Linked DNA regions of Homo sapiens: region 2 is linked to region 1. Evidence: read pairs that join two places in POLR2A ChIA-PET (ENCODE). Cell type or tissue: MCF 10A. All regions are shown on one strand. Links, peaks and the distances in the headings refer to the core of each region. The heading gives the core; the rest is flanking DNA. Region 1 holds the start of LOC124903971 (a long non-coding RNA gene). Region 2 has its middle 12 kb from the start of CPD.

What was found. Peaks named below come from ENCODE experiments on the same cell type or tissue, not always from the same donor. Only the 100,000 strongest peaks of a DNase experiment are listed, where the experiment ranks them.
Region 2: POLR2A ChIA-PET joins it to region 1 with 5 read pairs; 6 of 35 experiments call an interaction of 5 or more read pairs at or near these places.

The regions. Positions count from the first base shown.
Region 1 is chr17:30,293,861-30,303,784 of GRCh38, reverse strand. It overlaps LOC124903971 (a long non-coding RNA gene), which reads right to left and starts at 9,095. Exons shown (of 2, transcript XR_007065700.1): 1 at 8,245-9,095; 2 at 6,267-6,790. In MCF 10A, for the core only: no CTCF peak of the experiment used is centred there; no DNase peak of the experiment used is centred there.
Region 2 is chr17:30,362,275-30,372,198 of GRCh38, reverse strand. No RefSeq gene overlaps it. Among named protein-coding and RNA genes, the nearest start is that of CPD, 12 kb to the left of the region's middle. RefSeq lists an enhancer at 8,240-8,479. In MCF 10A, for the core only: no CTCF peak of the experiment used is centred there; DNase peaks (open chromatin) are centred at 4,268 and 8,258.

The DNA.
Region 1 (9,924 bases), core at 759-8,758:
CCCAGCTACTTGGGAGGCTGAATCAAGAGAATCGCTTGAAGCAAGAAGGTGGAGGTTGCAGTGAGCCAAGATCGCACCACTGTACTTCAGCCTGGGTGACAGAATGCGACTCAGTCTCAAAAAAAAAATAAAATAAAATAAATAGGAAACTATAAATACCTTTGAAGCTCAGTGTCTCCTCCCCAAAGGTAAATACTATCTTGAATTTGGTGTTTGACATTCACTTGTTAAAAAAAATCTTTTACCATCTATGTATATATTTCTAAACAATACATTAGGCCAGGCACAGTGGCTCACGCCTGTTATCCCAGCACTTTGGGAGGCCAAGGCAGGTGGATCATGAGGTCCAGAGATCAAGACCATCCTGGTCAACATGGTGAAACCCCATCTCTAATAAAAATACAAAAATTAGCTGGGTATGGTGGTGTGTGCCTGTAGTCCCAGCTACTCGGGAGGCTGAGGCAGGAGAATTGCTTGAACCTGGGAGGCGGAGGTTGCAGTGAGCCGAAATCGAGCCACTGCACTCCAGCCTGGCAACAGAATGAGACTCGGTCTCAAAAAAAAAAAAAAGAAAAAGAAAAAAGAAAAAAAACAATATTTAACTGTGCTTGGTTTTGAAATTTTGAAAACAGATTTCATGCCATTTGCTCTGCCACATGATTTTTGTACTCAACATTGCTCTGCCACATGATTTTTGTACTCAACATTGCTTCTGAAACTCATCCATGTAGATTTTTATATCACAATTCATACAAATTTCTGTTGATGAACTGTGGATTTTTCTTGAGTTTTTATGCAATCACCAGCAAAGCTAGAACCAACAGTTTTGACCATGACTTATAGTACATGTACGCAAGAACTTCTCTAGGGAAAGAGAAATTACTGTGATAATGAAAATGTTCTATATATATGCTCTCCGTCCAATGAGGTAGCCTCCAGCCATGTGTGGCTATTAAGCACGTGGAATATAACTAGTATAACTGAAAAACTAAATTTTTTATTTTAATTAATTTAGATTTAAATAGCCACAAGCATCTAGCGGCTACTATATTGGACAGAATAGCTCAAGAAAATATACTCAAGAATAGCGTTGCTAGATTATAGAGTATGTGTGTCTTCAACTTTACAAAATATTGACAAATGTTTTCTAAAGTGGTAATATTAATTTATACTTCTATCAGCAGTACAAAAGAATTGTCAACATATTTTTTAATACCTGCCTTCAAAATTTTTGCTTATCTAGGTATAAACTGGGAATAGTCAGAGGTGTTTGAACCAGAGTGACGCCATCCGGAATTGGGGCTGGGTAAAATAAGGCTGAGACCTACTGGGCTGCATTCCCAGGAGGTTAGGCACTCAGTCACAGGATGCAGTAGGTCGCTGGCACAAGGTACAGGTCACAAAGATTTTGCTGATAAAAGGATGTAGTAAAGAAGCCAGCCAAATCCCACCAAATCAAGATGGCAATGAAAGCTACCTCTGGTCATCCTCACTCCTCATTATGCATTAATTATAATACATTAGCATACTAAAAGACACTCCCACTGGCACCATGACAGTTTACTAATGCCACAGCAATGTCAAGAAGTTACCCTATATGGGCCAAGCGCAGTGGCTCATGCCTGTAATCCCGGCACTTTGGGAGGCCAAGGCAGGCGGATCACAATGTCAGGAGTTCAAGACCAGCCTGGCCAACATGGTCAGACAGGGTTTAGTAGAAACCCCGTCTCTACTAAAAAAAATACAAAAATTAGCTGGGCATGGTGGCGGGTGCCTGTAATCCCAGCTACTCAGGAGGCTGAAGCAGGAGAATTGCTTGAACCCAGGAGGCGGAGGTTGCAGTGAGCCGAGATCATGCCACTGCACTCTAGCCTGGGCAACAGAGCAAGACTCTGTCTCAAAAAAAAAAAATTAACTTTAAAAGGGGAAGGAACCCTCAGTTCCAAGAATCGTCGACCCCTTTCCCAAAAAACTAATGAATAATCCATCCCTTGCTTAGCATATAATTAAGAAATAACTATAATTAGTCAAGCAGCCCAAACTGCTGCTCTGCCTATGGAGTAGCCATTCTTTTTTTTCTTTACTTTCTTAATAAACTTGCTTTCAGTTTATGGACTCGCCCTGAATTCTTTCTTGTGCGAGGTCCAAGAACCCTCTCGTTGGGCCTGGATCGGGACCCCTTGCCAGTGAAAGCATCTTATTTGCTTTTTAGTTTGTGTTTCCATCATCATTGTTTATTTGCCATTTATGCTTTCTTTTTTGTAAAATGTCTGTTTAGGTCTTTTGTCTCCTTTTCTATTGGATTGTTTGTCTTTTCCTATTGATATTTTGGAGTTCTTTATATATATTATTGTTAGTTTGATGTTTATATATTTAATATTATATTTTCCAATTAAATGTGTTATAATTATCCTCAAAGTTACCCTTAGAAACATAAATCAAATCATGTCTCATTTCTTAAAACTCTCATTACACTTTGAATAAAACCTAAACTTCTTGTGATGATGCAGTGAACACTGTGATTAACTCTCGACAACCATCCCATCTCCGTAGCACTGAGGAGAAACAATACAATTTGGGGAACTGACCAGTGTACTAGGGACAGGCTTCATTGAGGTAAGGGTAATCCCATCTCCTAACCAATGATTGGTTCAGGAAAAGGCATGTGATCTCCTTTTGGACTACAAAATTCAGGGAGAGATTTGCTGAAAGCTTCTGGGAAAGTTGGCCTTCACTCTTAGGAGGGAGTAAGAAAAAGCCAGACTTTTTTCCACTGGACTTGAAAGAGGAAGTGAAACTGCCTTTGCAAAAATTATAACAGTGAGAAAATTATGACAATGAAAAAGATCTGATCTAATAACTCCCATATTGCCTTTAACCTCCAAACTGTTCTTGTTCATTCCTGGGCTTGGGCCAAGCTAACTTTGGGAGAAACTTAGTTTATAGTTTAAATCATAATAGCCTTTCCCCAAATTAAACTGCCTTTGTAAAACTAATAAAAGATCATCAAGTTAGGAGGATTAGAGCAGCATGGATTCTGCTAAGATCTAGGTGCAAATAATGACCAGCCATTATTAGAGGTCACAAGATTTGCATCTTCCTCAGTTACTCCTACTGATAACATCACTACTGTAGAACATCTACTATTGTAGAACCTAAGATTGGCCTTTTGAGATGTCTTTTCAGGCTTTCGCGTTTCTGACAACCAGATAGCCTCACCCAGACCCATGACTCTTGACTCAACTGGTCCTGTGGCCCCCACCCAGAAGTAGACTCAACACACAAGGACTGGAGTTTCCACATCCCTATGATCGTATCCCCAACCAATCAGCTGAACCCATTCCTTTGCCTGCCAAACTGTCTTTGAAAAACCCTAGCCTCTGTGTTTTCAGGGAGGCTGATTTGAGTAATAATAAAGCTCTGGTCTCCTAATTAGCTGGTTCTGCGTGTATTAAACCCTTTTTCTATTGCAATTCCCCTGTTGTGATAAATTGGCTCTATCTGGGCAGCAGGCAAAATGAACCCAATGACCTTGTTAAGTGCTGCTTGTTTCTATAAGGCCCTTGCCCTTGCTTTCTCCCACAGGTCCTCACAAAGCCAGATCTTTATTGCCATTCAGTTTCAGGACAAATAGTCACCTCCTTAAAGAGGCCTTTAATGCCACTACTCCCCCTGGCCAGTCACTATCACATCATTGTGTTTTATTTTCTTTATGTCACTATTTGAAATTATCTGCATATATTTGTTTATTGTCTAACTCCCCCACTAGAATGCAAGCACCAGAAGGGAAAGACCTTGTCTATATGGTTTTCCTGTGTATTTCTGTATCTAATACAGTGCCTGACATGTAATAATGCTCTATGAATTTTTTTTCTTTTTTTTTGAGACAGGGCTTCACCATGTTGGTCAGGCTGGTCTTGAACTTCTGGCCTCAAGTGATCCACCTGCCTTGACCTCCCAAAGTGCTGGGATTACAGGTGTGAGCCACCACACCCAGCTGAATTTTTTTGTATTAATCAAAAAATAATGATTAATTTTGTTGTGTTCATTTTCCCTGTTAGATTGAAGCTTCTTGAGGTCAAGGACTAGTCTCCTTCATTTTTTGTATTTCAAGTGCCTAGTACAGTTGCTGCCAATCAGTAGGTGTTCAACAAGCAGTTAAATAAATGAATGAAAGAGAGAAATTTGGGGAAAATATAATGTCAACCTATTCCCTTTATGGGAAATATAATTTGAAGTTGATTCTCTCTCATTTTTTTTTTTTTACTGATATAGGAGAATTTTGTGAGTAGAGTCATATCCCCATGAGTAAAAGATGCATACCTTTCAAAGGGCTTCATGATTTGACTGTAAACCATTTTTTCAACCTCATCTCTTATCTCCTATATACATTTTTTCCCCTGCCATTTACTCTATGCTACTGCCACACCAAATTCTAGAGCAGCCGAATTTTATGAAAGGGATACATTCCTGAAATCTTCACATAAAATTTAAAACTTGCAAAATCCAAGACTGTTTTTCTCATAGCAATAAATGTGAATTTATTGAAGGAAAGATACTATTTTTCCAGCTAAAATGGCTCCACCATGTGGCACTAGCATAAACAGTTTCTAACTCACTTTACCACCACCAGGTTTGAAAGTATGCAATTCCTGACAAATATTAAATATTACAAAGGTTTCACACCACTTCAAATTTTGTGTATATAATGAAGTACTATTAATGGTTTATAATGAATGATTTCAAATTTGCATAACTCAAATGGTCATAAAACTCAAACTTTTTCATTGTTCTTGAATCAGACTCAAGGCCATTCATGCCTCTACCTTTGCATATGTTGTTTCCTCTGCCTAGAATGCTCTGTGAAGTGCTAGCACCTAGAGCAGTGACTGGCAGAAATGTTATATCCAGAGGTGAGAATAATGTGGGTGTAAGCAACAACATTCAAGAACATTGGATCACGTTTCAAAAAAAAAACCCCAAAATAATCTACAACTAATGTTGAATATGCTGAAACATTTAAAACCTGAATCTAAAGTTCTTTGGGCTGAAGGAGAGGCCACAGGTTGGGTTAAGCCCACATGGAGTTTAGGAGTGGCAGGGAAGGTGGATGTCAGAAAGCTGCCAGTTCTCCTGGACACAGATGGGTGCACGCCACATTCTGGAGAAAAGTTATAGTGAAGGGATATAGGCTCCTGTGGGCCCAAAAAGCCCCAGGATCCAATATCTCAAAGTTTTGGCAGGGTCACACCTGCTGGCTTTGCTCATCTCAGGGAGGTGGGAATTACAAGGATAAGAATGGGGATGAGAGTGGAAGGGGAAAAATAATTTTCCCAAACTCCACCCAGGTCATTCTAAATCAGGAGTTGAAAACGCAAATATCCATAGGCAATAAATGTAACACTTTTTCCCCCTCTTTTGATGCAGAAATTACTATCATGGGAAAACAACAATTTTTTTTTCTTTTTCTTTTTTTTTTGAGAGGGTTCGGTTCTGTTGCCCAGGCTGGGGTGCAGTGGCACAATCTCTGCTCACTATAACCTCTGCTTCCCAGGCTCAAACCATTCTCCCACCTCAGCCTCCCAAGTAGCTGGGACTATAGATACACACTACCATGCCTGGCTAATGTTTGTATTTTTGGGAGAGATGGGGTTTTGACACGGGATTTTTCTCGGCTGCTTTGCCAGCCAGAGACCTCTGGCCAGTGATGCCCCTGTCCTGGCCTTGCTTGGCACTGGGCTTGCTGCAGGAGGCATCCAGCCCACTCAGCCCATAGGCTGTGCCTGGTTTGTGCTCCAGCATGGATCCCACAGGCACCACAATTGCATGCTCAGCCCCCAGTGGGAAGGGGTGTGTGGGTGAGCGAGTGCAGGGTCTGGCCAGCAGCTCCAAGTGCTGGCATAGAAGCGGGCTCCATGTGGGGCTTGCAGTTGGACCACACCTGTCGCAAGAGACTCCTGTGGTGGACTCTGGCATCCAGGTGAGGGGAATGTGGTGGTGCCCAAATAGGGAAGCCTGTGACCCTGAAGCCCCAGAGGGGGTGTTACAACATGCTAACAGCTCTTTTAGTCTGGGGTTAACAGTTCTATCAGTCCCACTGCCCTGCTCTAGCCCATGGCTCTGGGTTGGCCCAGCCCTGTCATAGTGTGGGGCAGCTGCCAGGTGCCAATGCAGGGCAGAGGGCTACAGTGTTACTGCCTTTTCATATTTGCATTCAGCAGGGTCCCACTTCCAAGAAGAATGAGACTACACTGACAATCAAAGGGTGAGGAGGGCGGAGAAGAGTTTTATTGAGCAATGAAATATCTCTCAATAGAGAGGGAATGCGAGAATGGTCTGCCACCTGAAGTTGGGTGGTCTCTCTCCCAGTGTGGCTGGGTCCGGGGCTTTTATGGGCTCAGAATGGGGCAGCGTGTGCTGATTGGTTTGTGGGTATGGCAAAAAGGCTGAAACAAAGGCACAACAGTGTCAAAAATCAATTAGGGAAGGGTAGGTATATGTAAATTAGGTGAAGGATGGGGCTCAGTCAGAGGAAACCATGCCAAACAGGAAGAGGGGTTCTCAATCCAGTCCATGGATTCATCCAAGACTTGTAGCTTGGCTTTCAGGCTTTAAACTGTCTTTGGCTTGAAGGTGGGATTTCACCGGGGACCCACCCCTATCTGCCTAGGCATTTGACTGCCTCCTGTCACTATCGGTTTCACCATGTTGCCCAGGCTGGTCTTGAACTCCTGGATTCGAGTGATCTGCCTCCTTGACCTCCCAAAGTGGTAGGCATGAGCCACTGCACCTAGCCAAAACAACAATATTTTAAAGAGAAGGCAGCTACCCAGATTTGGATCTGAAACTTCCCAGTTATAAATATTGTCTCAAAAAAAAAAATTCTTTTGAGACAGCGTCTTGCTCTGTCACCCAGGCTGGAGGGCAGTGGCATGATCATGACTCACTGCAGCCTCAACCGCCCAAACTCAAGCAACCCTCCCATCTCAGACTCCCAAGTAGCTGGGACTAAGGTGCACACTATCACACTGGCTAATTTTTGTATTTTTTATAGACATAGGGTTTTGCCATGTTGCTCAGGCTGATCTCCAACTCCTGAGCATTCTGCCTGCCTCAGCCTTCCAAAGTGCTGGGATTCCAGGCATGAGCCACTGCCCGGCCAGCTCAAAAATTTTAAATTACCATGCAGGCCAAACAAAACGTCTCAAAGCTGAATTTGCTCCAGTAGACTACCAATGTGTGAACTCTGAAGCTGACTATCACATCTAGTGAAATATAAGGAGGCTTCCTGACCAAGGCAAATCTTGGAGTTAGTGGGACAACACTTAAGTATGAATGAGTTTCATAGAATTGGAGAATGTTTGTGTTAGATTCTAGCCTAGACTTCCATTCAACATAAAAACCTGGTCTTTTCTATTGAAATAGAAGTAGTTGCGGCCGGGCACAGTGGCTCATGCCTGTAATCCCAGCACTTTGGGAGGCCGAGCCAGGCGGATCACCTGAGGTCAGGAGTTCGAAACCAGCCTGGTCAACATGGTGAAACCCCGTCTCTACTAAAAATACACAAGTTAGCTGGGTATGGTGGCCAGGTGCCTGTAATCCCAGCTACTTGGGAGGCTGAGGCAGGAGAATTGCTTGAACCTGGGATGCAGAGATTGCAGTGAGCCGAGATCACGCCATTGCACTCCAGCCCGGGGGACAAGAACGAGACTTCATCTCAAAAAAAAAAAAAAAAGAAGTAGTTGACAAACACATGTCAAAGATTGGTGGACAGCAAAGGAGGAGACACAGGGTGGAAAATTTGCCTTGAGACTGGCCTTGTTTGCTTTAACTTGGTAGAGTGGCATGGAAGCAACAGGCAGAAGGCATATCTGCAGTGGCAAATGGTGCTGCCTCACAGGATTTATAAAGATTTTCTTTTCTTTCTTTTTAGAGAGAGCTGAGTACAGCAGTGTGATCATAGCTCACCGCAGCCTCAAACTCCTGGGCTCAAGTGATCCTCCCGTCTCAGTCTCCTGAGTAGCTAGGTCTAAAAGTGTCTGCCACCACATTCAGCTAATTTTTTATAAAACTTTTTCTTTCTTTTTTTTTTTTTTTTTTTGTAGTGGTGGAGTTTCACTATGTTGCCCAGGCTGGTCTTCAACTCCTGGCCTTGAACTCAAGGCAGGAATCCTCCCACCTCAGCTTCCCAAAGTGCTGGGATTACAGGCAATATTTTCTTTTTTAATATTAGAGACTTCATACTAGAATTCTGTTTCTGGTTGCTTTGTCCCACGAGGTGTCACCGGGCTGTACAACATCTCTTCTGGCTGGAATAAGAAGGATAGAACACAGAATTTTCTTCTTGGAGAAATGTCTTCCTGGGTAGGTCATTTGGGGGTAACCCACTGGGAAACCGGTTTTATTCTGTACCTCCTCACCATGCCCATATGGGGGCTGAGTGCATGGGTGTGAATTGCTGGGTGGAAATCTGGTAATAAGGGTGCCACCCTGATGATGAGGACAGAGCAGGAGGCCAGCAAAGAGATGATGATAGAAATCTCTGGGCATGGGGTGGAGAAATGTAATCGCCAGTATGGAAAGGGTGGCAATAGCTGTAAAACTGGTCCCCTCCACCTTCCCCAGTGATTCCATCTCCTCCTGAGCTCTTACTCTTGCAATTGTATCCTCTCTGACACATATTTAATCTCTCATCTGTACTGGTTCCTTCCTCTCATCCTCCAGTAGACACAAATTTACCCTTTCTCCCCAAAGAGCTTCCCTAATATTTACCTCCCTCTCAACTCATTACGATGTGGCTTCTGCCCACCCTTCCCTTCCACTAAAACTGCCCTCTCTAAGGTTGCCTGTAACCCAGTTGCCAAAACCAATCTTACTTGACTTTCTGCAGCTTTTAATTCAATTCACTGTCCTCTCCTTGCCTTCCTGGGATTCCAGGACATAACTCCCCGGGTCTCCTACTTCGCTGACTGATCTTTCTATTTCTGCTGGCTCCTCTGTCTTCACCCATACTTTAAACATTATCATTTTCAGAGCTAATACTACTCCCATATGGCATCCTTATAAGAAGTTGTGAAAGGGGCCAGGCGTGGTGGCTCATGCCTTTAATTCCAGCACTTTGGGAGGCCGAGGTGGGCAGATCACGAGGTCAGGGGTTCAAGACCGGCCTGGCCAACATGGTGAAACCCCGTCTCTCCTAAAAATACAAAAATTAGCCGGGTATGGTGGTGCGTGCCTGTAATCCCAGCTACTCAGGATGCTGAGGCAGGCAAATTGCTTGAACCCAGGAGGTGGAGGTTGCAGTGAGCCGAGATTATGCCACTGCACCCCAGCCTGGGTGACAGAGTGAGACTCATCTCAAAAAAAAAAAAAAAGTAGTGAAAGGTACATCATACTCTGTGCACAGCCTGGGCCAGGGTGCATGGCTTGGCAAGCAGAGCCTGGACTGCATTTTAGTCCCTACTCACCACACTCAGCCTGGTGCCCTTGTGCCATGAACACCCTGTGCAACTGCACATTGCAGCCCAGGGCACTATCTGTGGTCTTCATCTCTTTATTGCTCTATCCTCTTTCCCTCTGTAACCCTGCTGACTTTCATTGTTCCACCTCGAACCTATGTGTCTCATCTAATCTCTAGACATCTTTTCATCTACGTCCTGAACTTCTCTTCCTGGGTGTCCTGTGGGGCATCCTAATTTTGCTATGGCCCAAACTCAGTTCAGATCTGCACACTTGCAAATATGCAAATATGCCTATTTTTCTGTATGCCCTCTCTTGGTTAATGACACCACCTTCCATCTTCTTATTCCGCTGAAAACTTCAAGATTATCAATGCCTCTTCCCTTTCCGCAATGTAAGGCTTTTGTCCTCTCCCAAGTTCACTACTGGAAGAACCTTCTAACCAGTTTCCCTATCTCCAGAGCC
Region 2 (9,924 bases), core at 1,237-9,236, 68 kb before region 1:
TTGCACTCCAACCTGGGTGACGAGCAAAACTCTGTCTCAAAAACAAAAACAAAAAAACAAAGCCAAAACCAGATGTACATGTTGGTTTAAAACTGCAGAAAGGATGTGTAAGTAACTTTAAAGGTTTACTGACCATTAACAAAAATAAAATGCAATATGCAGGTGAACAGTAATGTGGTTAGTACCTGCGGAGGAAGAAATTGAAGAATTAACTGAGGGCCATAGAGACATATTAACTGTTTTTTTTTTTGTTGTTGTTTTTGTTTTTTCCGAGATGGAGTTTTGCTGTGTCACCCAGGCTGGAGTGCAGTGGCGCAGTCTTGGCTTACTGCAACCTCCACCTCCTGGGTTCAAGCAATTTTCCCACCTCAGCCTCACAAGTAGCTGGGGTTATAGGCACACGCCACCACATCTGGCTACTTTTTGTATTTTTCTGGTACAGACATGGTTTCGCCATGTTGGCCAGGCTGGTCTCGAGCTCCTGGCCTTGAGTGATCGCCTGCTTTGGCCTCCCAAAGTGCTGGGATTACAGGTGTGAGCCACCACCCAGCCAGAGACACATAAACTTAAAGGAGAATTAGAGGCACTGACAAGAAGCTGTCCCTAGAAGACAAGGATGATGGAAACATGAAATGGCATGCAATTAGAATTTTCATAAATTTGCTAATGTGTTACAAGCAGCAAAATAATAATAATAATAATGAATGATTTTCTGAAATTTTTTTTAAATAAAGTCTCAAAATGGGCAAATTGAGGGAATTTTCAAGAGAACCTTTGGCCATATCAGTTCTTACAAGTGCTGTTGGTTGTCTGCCCGGATTCTCTCTACCAGGCTCGTGCACCCATCTCCTAGCTGATGCTTACTTACATCTGCATCTTTGTGGGAAGATTTACCTTGGCTGACAGGAGCTACTTTGCCCAGAAATGCCTAAGAAATTACACACACTGCCTCCACCCCACCTCTTCCAGGGTCATCCTACTGGTATACAGGCCCCCTTGCCTCTGGATGAGACAAACTTTGGAGCAATTTATGCTCCAGGCAGAGCTTTCTGCAGAATCAGGCTGAGGTAAGAGTTCTTTTTTTCGTTCTTGCTCAGCATCTTCTTCTGATCTGCTTCCCTTAATCCCTTTCAGGTTTCTCCCAAGGGCACTCTTCAATAAATCACTTACGTAAGCATCCCTGTCTCAGGCTATGCTTTTAGGAACCTGCCTTAGGACAGCCAGGTAGGATATCACTCCATAGTACTTCCCCCTATAGGTTAGATAGAATACATTTTGCTTTCTTTGCATTATGTTTTGTTGTTTGTTTTGGTTTAGGTGTTTAGGTGTGGGGAGGTGTTATTTAGGGTAGGGGGTGGACTTTTTTTTTTTAATCAGACAATCAGACAAAGTCTCACTCTTATCAGCCAGGCTGGAGTGCAGTGGCATGAACACGACTCACTGTAACTTCAACCTCCTGAGCTCAAGCAATCCTCCTGCCTCGCCTCCCTTGTAGCTGGGACCACAGGCGTGCACCACCATGCCTGGCTAATTTTTTTAATTTTTTGTGGAGACTGGGTCTCACTTTGTTGCCCCAACTGTTCTCAAACTCCTGGGCTCACACAGTCCTCCTGTCTCTACCTCCCTAAGTGCTGGGATTACAGGCATGAGCCACTGTGCTTGGCCTGGTGTAGTGTTCTTGTTTTGTTTAATTTTGTTTGTTTAAGAGAGTTTTCTCTTACTTCCTTGATGTTTTCATCTTTCTAGGCCAAAGAATAATAAAAGATGTTTACTGAAATTTCTTTTAAAATTTGGCTGAGGTTAGGTAGGGCTATTCTATTTTAAATTTTAGTTAGTTCTGTTTCTAGGGCATAGATTATGCTGTTTCCCAATTGTGAGAACATGATAGTAATTTTGATCTGTATTTCCAAAAGACTCTCTATTAGCCAGCACTGAATAAACAGTAATTCTATTATCATGAGGCAGGGAAGGAGCAAAGCAGGTATCAGATACTTTCAGTTGTATGAATCAGAAAACCTGACTCATTCTAGCTTAAATAATAAATGGAATTTATTGGCTCATATAACTGAGAAGTCCAAAGGAGAAGTCTGGATTTGGGCATAGCTTTTTCCTGTGTCCATTTTGGCTAAATGGGCACAAAACACCTGGTTTCTTTTTGTCCTGTGGCCCTGCCTTCTACAATGTTCACTTCATTCTAAGTCTGACTCCCCTGGTGATTCCAAGAGGGCTGCCAGAAACTCCCAATGCTACATGCATTCTCATTCATAGTTCAGCAAGAAAACAGAGGATGTTCTTGTCCTTGCAAAATTGCCAAGCGTAACTCAGATTGGAACTCCTTAGGTCACCTGCCTGCTCCTGAACCAATTGCTATGGCCAGGGATATGGAATATGCTGATCGACTTAGTTTAGTATATAAACCCTATTGCTGGTGCTGGGAATGGAATCTGATTCCCATGAACTACATGGATCCCCAAATGAAAATCAGGGCCTTTGGCAACGGGGACAAACCAATAAACACCAACCTGCTTCATCAAACAAGCAAAGGCAGCAGAATATTGTATTCATTCGGCATTTATGAGCGTGCCCTGTCCTGGGCTGGAGGGCACATAACTGCGTATGAGACAGAAAGAAGAAGAGAGGGAGGAAAAAAAGGAAATGCAGTGCAATACGTGACAGTGTGAACAAAGTGTTGCTAAGCAATACCAACATGGCACTTCAGCGTTTATGCTTTTCATACACTTTGTCTCACTAACCCCCACAATTGGAAAAGGAACCTTTGTCTTTATTTTTGGATGCCCGGTGTCTGAACTCCCTCCCTTCATCCGGCGAACCCTCCCCACCTTAGGAGTCGTGGTGGAAGGCAGGGCCTTCTCCCACTCTGCAGGCTGAAAATGCCAGGTGCTTGTTCTCACAGGACATGAGACACATAGTCTAGCTTTAACCAAGCAAACAAACCTGTGACAGACTTTGAATTGGGAGCTAGTGAAACAAAGAAGCAGAGGCTGTGGATAATTCTTTCTAGCTGTGGTGGGGGAAATGGCAGCAATGTATAGCTTCTGGGGCAACAGAGCAAACAGAACACCCAGCCCCCAGCGCCAGTGGTGCTGGCAGGATGAGCTGCAGCAGCTGGTACTTGGTGACAGTAGAGCGGTCTCCTAAGTTCTGCTGCTTGCTTTGCGGCATTCTTCCTTTCTGTTTATAACCCCTGATTTTGCCAACTCACCTAGCAATTCTGTGAACCAACCAATATCCTTTTATTAAATTCATTTTCAACCAGACTCAGTACCTATGGCTGCAACTTATGGAAATATAACTCTTCCGGGTCAATATTATCATAATTTTACAGGTAAGGATACAGGCTCTGAGACATTAGGTTACTGGTGCCCAAGACCACGCTATCTTCCAACTGCAAACCCCATCCTTTGTTCAGTATATGTGTCATTCTTAGGTGAAGAGTAACTGGAAAAGTTTCCTTCATTCCTAAAACATTTCCTTCCTCTCCCCATCTGTTTAGTGCCTAAAATGCACCATTAGAGAGGGGTTCTCTGAGTCTGAAAGGCTTTTCCGTCAATTAAAAGGCAAACATCAAGGAATCTTGAGATCAGCTGACCCTTAAGGAATGGGGAGAAACAGTGGGAATTCTTACCTTAGAGAGGATTTGTTTAACAGGCTTCTTGGAGAGCAAAGGCCAGTGAGAATGAAGTGCAGATGATGGAGAAAAATACTGAAAGAGGAGGAGTTGGGTTGCCAAAGCCAATGGTACCTGTGTGACTGGGGCAAAAAAACAGAACTTGCCCCCACATTTCTAAAGAGAATCTTTGATTTAGCTGCTTGGCCACCTGGATAAACAGTGGCATTCTAAGTAGGGAGAGCATAGGGGAAATGAGATCGCATGACGCTAACGGTTCTCAGCCCTGGCTGCCCTTTTGTTTTTCTTGTTTTGTTTTTTGTTTTGAGATGAAGTCTCGCTCCATCGTGCAGGCTGGAGTGCAGTGGCATGATCTTGGCTCACTGCAACCTCCACCTCCCAGGTTCAAGTGATTCTCCTGCCTCAGCCTCCTGAGTAGCTGGGATTACAGGAGTACACCCCCAGCTAATTTTTGTATTTTTAGTAGAAATGGTGTTTCACCATGTTGATCAGGCTGGTCTCGAACTCCTGACCTCAGGGGATCTGCCCGTCTTGGCCTCCCAAAGTACTGTGATTACAGGCATGAGCCATCGTGCCTGGCCCTGGCTACCCTTTTGAATAGCCTAGGGGACCTTTAAAATTACTGGAAGAGGGCCAGGAGAGGTGACTCACGCCTGTAATCCCAGCACCTTGGAAGGCTGAGGTGAAAGGATTTTTTGAGCTCAGGAGTTCAAGACCAGCCTGGGCAACATACTGAGACCCTGTCTCTGTTTTGTTGTTTTTTTAAAAATATATTAAAAAAACAAAATATACTGGTGCAGGGGGGAATGGGGGAATGGCTGCTTAATGGGTACAGGGTTTCCTTTTGGGTAATGACAATATTAGGGAACTAGATAGAACCAATAGTTGTACAACCTTGTGAATATACTAAATGCCACTGCATCCTTGACCTCCCCGGCTCAAGAAATCCTCCCACCTCAGCCTCCCAAGTAGCTGGGACTACAGGCACACACCATATGCCTGGCTAATTTTTGTATTTTTTGTGGAGATGGGTTTTCGCCATGTTGCCCGTGGCTGGTCTCAAACTCCTAGGCTCAAGACATCGGCCCACCTCAGCCTCCCAAAGTGCGGGGATTATAGGCATAAGCCACCATGCCCAGCCAATTGTGCACTTTAAAATGATTAATTTTATGTTATGTGAATTTTGCCTCAAATAAAAAAAATATTGGCATCCCCTGAGAGGGAAGAGGGTAATAATGAGCTTATATGAGGGTGGAAGCAGCTCTTGAGAAGTGTGCGACTTTAGTAGAGTGACGGTGTACTCTATAATGAGCTCAGCAACTTTCTCCTAGATGCCCTCAAGATCACTTCAGGTGAATAATGAATGGTGAAGATTTACATACTTTACTTTTCAAGGCTTTTATAGGAGTTGGTCTTTGATTTCTTTTGGATGTGAATCTGGGCTGAGACAGGGCAATATAGCTTAGTTTCACCAGGGTTCTACCTTATACCTATTTTACAGGTTAGACAAAGGCTGGCCCTAGATTCTAGCAACAAATTTGAATGGGACCAAATACTGTCTTGCTCAGATGTAGTATGGTGTGCCAGATCTGAAGACATCCTCCAGTAAAAACAGCAAGAAATTGGGATGGTGCACTCTTGCATAAAGGGCCTAGGGCATGACTCCCATCTTCAACCAGAAAAATGTTCAGTTACCAGGAATGCCCTGGCAGCCAGCAATTTCAGCCTCTAATTTTGATGAAAACACTTGCCGAGACTGAATTGGCACAAACAAAGCACATTTACACCCAGCCAGCTGGATTCCATCTTAAGAGTACAAGCTGAAGCTCCAGAAGGTGAAGAGATTGATGCTATTCATGGGAACAGTCTGCAGCCATCTCTCTGTTATAGGCCCGGGTGAAAAAAATGGTACAAGGGAAATTATAGTGCTGGAGAAAGCAGCTACCCAAATACTGCAAGCCCACATACGAACCAAAGCTCCCTGGGAAATCCTAAGTGGGAGGGACATAGAAGAGGAGAGTAGGTCTGCAAAAGACCTTCATAAGAAAAAATTACTAGCTCAAGGGAAACACTCAAGTAAAGGAAAGAACAATGAAGCCACACAAAAGAGGGTGAACTAGTGTAACCAAAGATAAGACAAAACTGGTAGAAATTACAGCAAATCTGAAGCAGATGTTCCAGGCAAGTTCTTTTATGGTGCTTTCCAATGCCACCCTGCTCCCCATTCCCTATCTTTGTCCCTTTCCCAGCACTTGATTCTACTCTCCAAGGTCTTTTGTTCATTTATTGGTTAATTCAACAGACCTTGATTAAGCATGGTCTTTATGCCAGTACAAGGCTGCAGGCATGCAGAAGTGAAGAAAACACAATTAAGGCCAGATAAAGAAGAGCCTTGCTGAGTGCGGTGGCTCACACCTGTAATCCCAGCACTTTGGGAGGCTGAGGCGGGCAGGTAACTTGAGGCCAGGAGTTCGAGACCAACCTGGCCAACAGGAGAAACCCTGTCTCTACTAAAAATACAAAAATTAGCCGGGCATGGTGACACACGCCTGTAGTCCCAGCTACTCAGGTGGCTGAGGCAGGACAATCACTTGAGCCCGGGAGGCAGAGGTTGCAGTGAACTGAGATCATGCCAGTGCACTCCAGCCTGGGTGACAGACCAAGACTGTGTCTCAATTAAAAAAAGAAAAAGGGAGAGAGAGAGAGAGAGAGAGCCTTAGAGACCTTAAGCACTAAAAAGATGAGGGTCTCCTTGTCCCAAAAGAAAACTCAAAATTAAATTTGATTTTTCAAGAGGACATAAACCTTACATGTATGCTAACATTAAAATAGCTTCTTTCTAGATTTGGGGATTACAAAATTCAGATTTCGTTAATTAAAGATGAGTGTTTCTCTCACTGTCACTCTCATCCTGGTATTCCTGCTTTGCTAGTGCCTTCAGGGATGACCCAGCTATAAACATTCCTCTGCCTTTGAAGAGGTGAGGACTCAGGAGAGGACAATTCTTAACTTTCTGGCTACTGTGGCTGCTCTTCTCTTTCCCAATTTCTGGTAGCCAGTGTGGTTGTTAATGAATGGAAGGCTGTTGGGTGGCAAAAGGGGGAGGAATTGATATTCTTGAAAAAGGATTGGCCTATTTGCTGACAAAATTGTTGGACTATTATGTCAGCTGTGGTAGCTGTGCTTCAAGATGTGAAGAATAGTCAGGCGCGGTGGTTCACGCCTGTAATCCTAGCACTTTGGGAGGCTGAGATTGGTGGACAAAAGTTATCCGCCTGCCTCGGCCTCCTAAAGTGCTAGGATTAGAGGCGTGATTACAGGATTACAGGCGTGAGCCACTACACCTGGCCCCGAAAGGAGAGCTATATTTGAAACTAAAAATACAAGGACATAGTCTCAGGATAAAGAAGAGTTCTTGGGACGGGCACAGTGGCTCACACCTGTTATCCCAGCACTTTGGGAGGCTGAGGTGGGCGAATCACAAGGTCAGGAGTTCAAGACCAGCCTGACCAACATAGTGAAACCCCGTCTCTACTAAAAATACAAAAAATTAGCTGGGTGTGGTGGCAGGCACCTGTAATCTCAGCTACTTGGGAGGCTGAGATAGGAGAATCGCTTGAACCCGGGAGGTGGAGGTTGCAGTGAGCTGAGATCACGCCACTGCACTCCAGCCTGGGCAACAGTGCAAGACTCCATCTCAAAAAAAAAAAAAAAAAAAAAAAAAGGAAAAGAAACACTTTGCAAGGCCAAGGGAAGTGGGCAGATTGCTTGAGCCCAGGAACTTGAGACCAGCCTGGGCAACATGGCAAAACACCATCTCTACAAAAAAATACTAAATAAAATAAAATAAAATAAAATAAAATAAAATTAGCCAGGCATGGTGGCCCATGCCTACAGTCCTAGCCACCTGAGAGACTGGAGTGGGAGGATCACCTGAGCCCAGGAAGTTGAGGCTGCAGTGAGCCATGATTGTGTCACTGCACTCCAGTCTGGGCAACAGAGTGAGACCCTGTCTCAAAAAAAAAGAAAAAAGAGTTCCTTTTTTACCAAATGAAATTTAGACCTGTTCTCCCACATTATTCTTATTTCTAAAATTTCATGACAGATTAATAATAATGAAAAAATTATTTCCATATCATCACCAGTTCGGAGATCAGAATTTGGAACCACTACCAGTAGATAGTACAAAATGGGTTGATAGGACAACCGGGGACAAAAACCCTGAGCCCATTGAAACATTATTCTGACCTATATGACATTTCTTCTGTACTGAAAGCATGCTTGCATTCAGGTATAGATGAATAGCATGCAAAAATATTCTATAGACAGTTATTGGAAGACTGAAGACCAAAGAGTCCTCTCCACCAGAGGATGAGTGAGAGCTGAGGAAACATAATGTTCTCACCCTGACACATTCAGATAGTGCACTTGTGGCTCCCCTGCACCTATGTTCTTATTTGTGTGCCTGTAATGGGTCACCAGTTTTACCAGCAATAGCTCTTGCAATTGTGGCTTACCAGGAGCCAGGAAGTGAAGCAACCCAAGCGTGATGCATCCAGGAGGCTGAGTCTGTGTGGGTGGTGACAAGGTGAGAAGAAAATGTGACAAGTTTGAAACCACAAGGAAATTCAGAGTTGGTTCCAAGGCTTAACCTTTGCATGAAGTTCCAGAAAGTTTTGAGAGTCTGCACAGTGACTAAGCTTCATGTGCCTTCTTAGGCAGTGGTGAGGAAAGAGGTGAATGGGTGCTGCAAACTGAGGTGATCTAGGAGTTCTCAGGGTTTACTTGCAGTCTGCCCACTTCCTTTTTTTTTTTTTTTTTCTAAATTAAGAGAAAGAGACAAGGTATTGCTCTGTCATCCAGGCTGGAGTGTAGTGCTGTGATTATAGCTCACTGCAGCCTCAAACTCCTTGGCTCAAGTGATCCTCTTACCTTCACCTCTCAAAGTGCTGGGATTACAGGTGTGAACCACCGCACTCAGCATCACACTTTCATATTCTTTTTTTTTTTTTAGATGGAGTCTCGCTCTGTCTCCAGGCTGGAGTGCAGTGGCACGATCTCAGCTCACTGCAACCTCAACCTCCCGGGTTCAAGTGATTCTCCTGCCTCAGCCTCCCAAGTAGCTGGGCTACAGGCATGCACCACCACGCCCAGCTAATTTTTGTATTTTTAGCATAGACGGGGTTTCACCATGTTGGTCAGGATGGACTTGATCTCTTGACCTTGTGATCCACCTGCCTTGGCCTGCCAAAGTGCTGGGATTACAGGCGTGAACCACCACGCCCGGCCACACTTCATATTCTTTAAGTAGCATTAAAATGCTTTAATAAATCAGCATGAGAAAGTTTCTTAATGACACATGCAAAATTATTTATGTATTAGAAAAGCAAGATAGTTGAAAGGAATCAGTGTCATGTGATTAATGTGATACTCCTAGTATCTGTATACATATACATCAAATAATACTTTAAATATATTTTCTATGTCATTTCCCCACAGGTAATTATCTGTAATATCGGGGAAATCTATGTTAGGGCACTTTTTAAGAAAAATCACATACTTTCAGAAAAAAATGGCAAATAAGTACGAAAAACCTTTTTACCCTGCATCGGTAGTCCCTCTATGTGCTGCTCAAGGTTTTACTCTGCGCCAGCCTATGCTCCCATGTGGATGCCCTTCTTATCTTGCTTGAGCTCTGATAGCATCAACAGGTCGCCCTCATGCATGGATACCTTCCTCATTTGGCTCAGACTCTGACACTCTGCACTGAGCCACCACTACTACCCTACATGGACACCTGTCTCACCCTATGCAGGCACTCCTTGCACTCAAGCAGCCCTCCAACATAGGTACCCTGCTTAGATTCTGGCACCCTATGCTGGGCTGCACCCCTGAGTGGATGATGCCCTCTTAGGCTCTGACACCCTGTACTGGGTCACACCACCACCCAGATGTCCACCTCTTCGCTCGGCAGCTCTGCTTCCTTATTCACATATGTAGGTCCTATTTTGTAATATCTATAGTTGTTTTACCTTATTTCTAGATTTATATAGATTCAGACTTCATGATTAGCCTTATTAAATAGTTCCCATTTTCTAGTTTTTCATTCGGAAAAGTCTTTTTTTTTTTCTTTTTTTTTTTTTGAGACAGAGTCTTGCTCTGTTGCCCAGGCTGGAGTGCAGTGGTGCGATCTTGGCTCACTGCAACCTCCACCTCCTGGGCTCAAGCAATTCTCCTGCCTCAACCTCCCAAGTAGTTGGGATTACAGGCACATG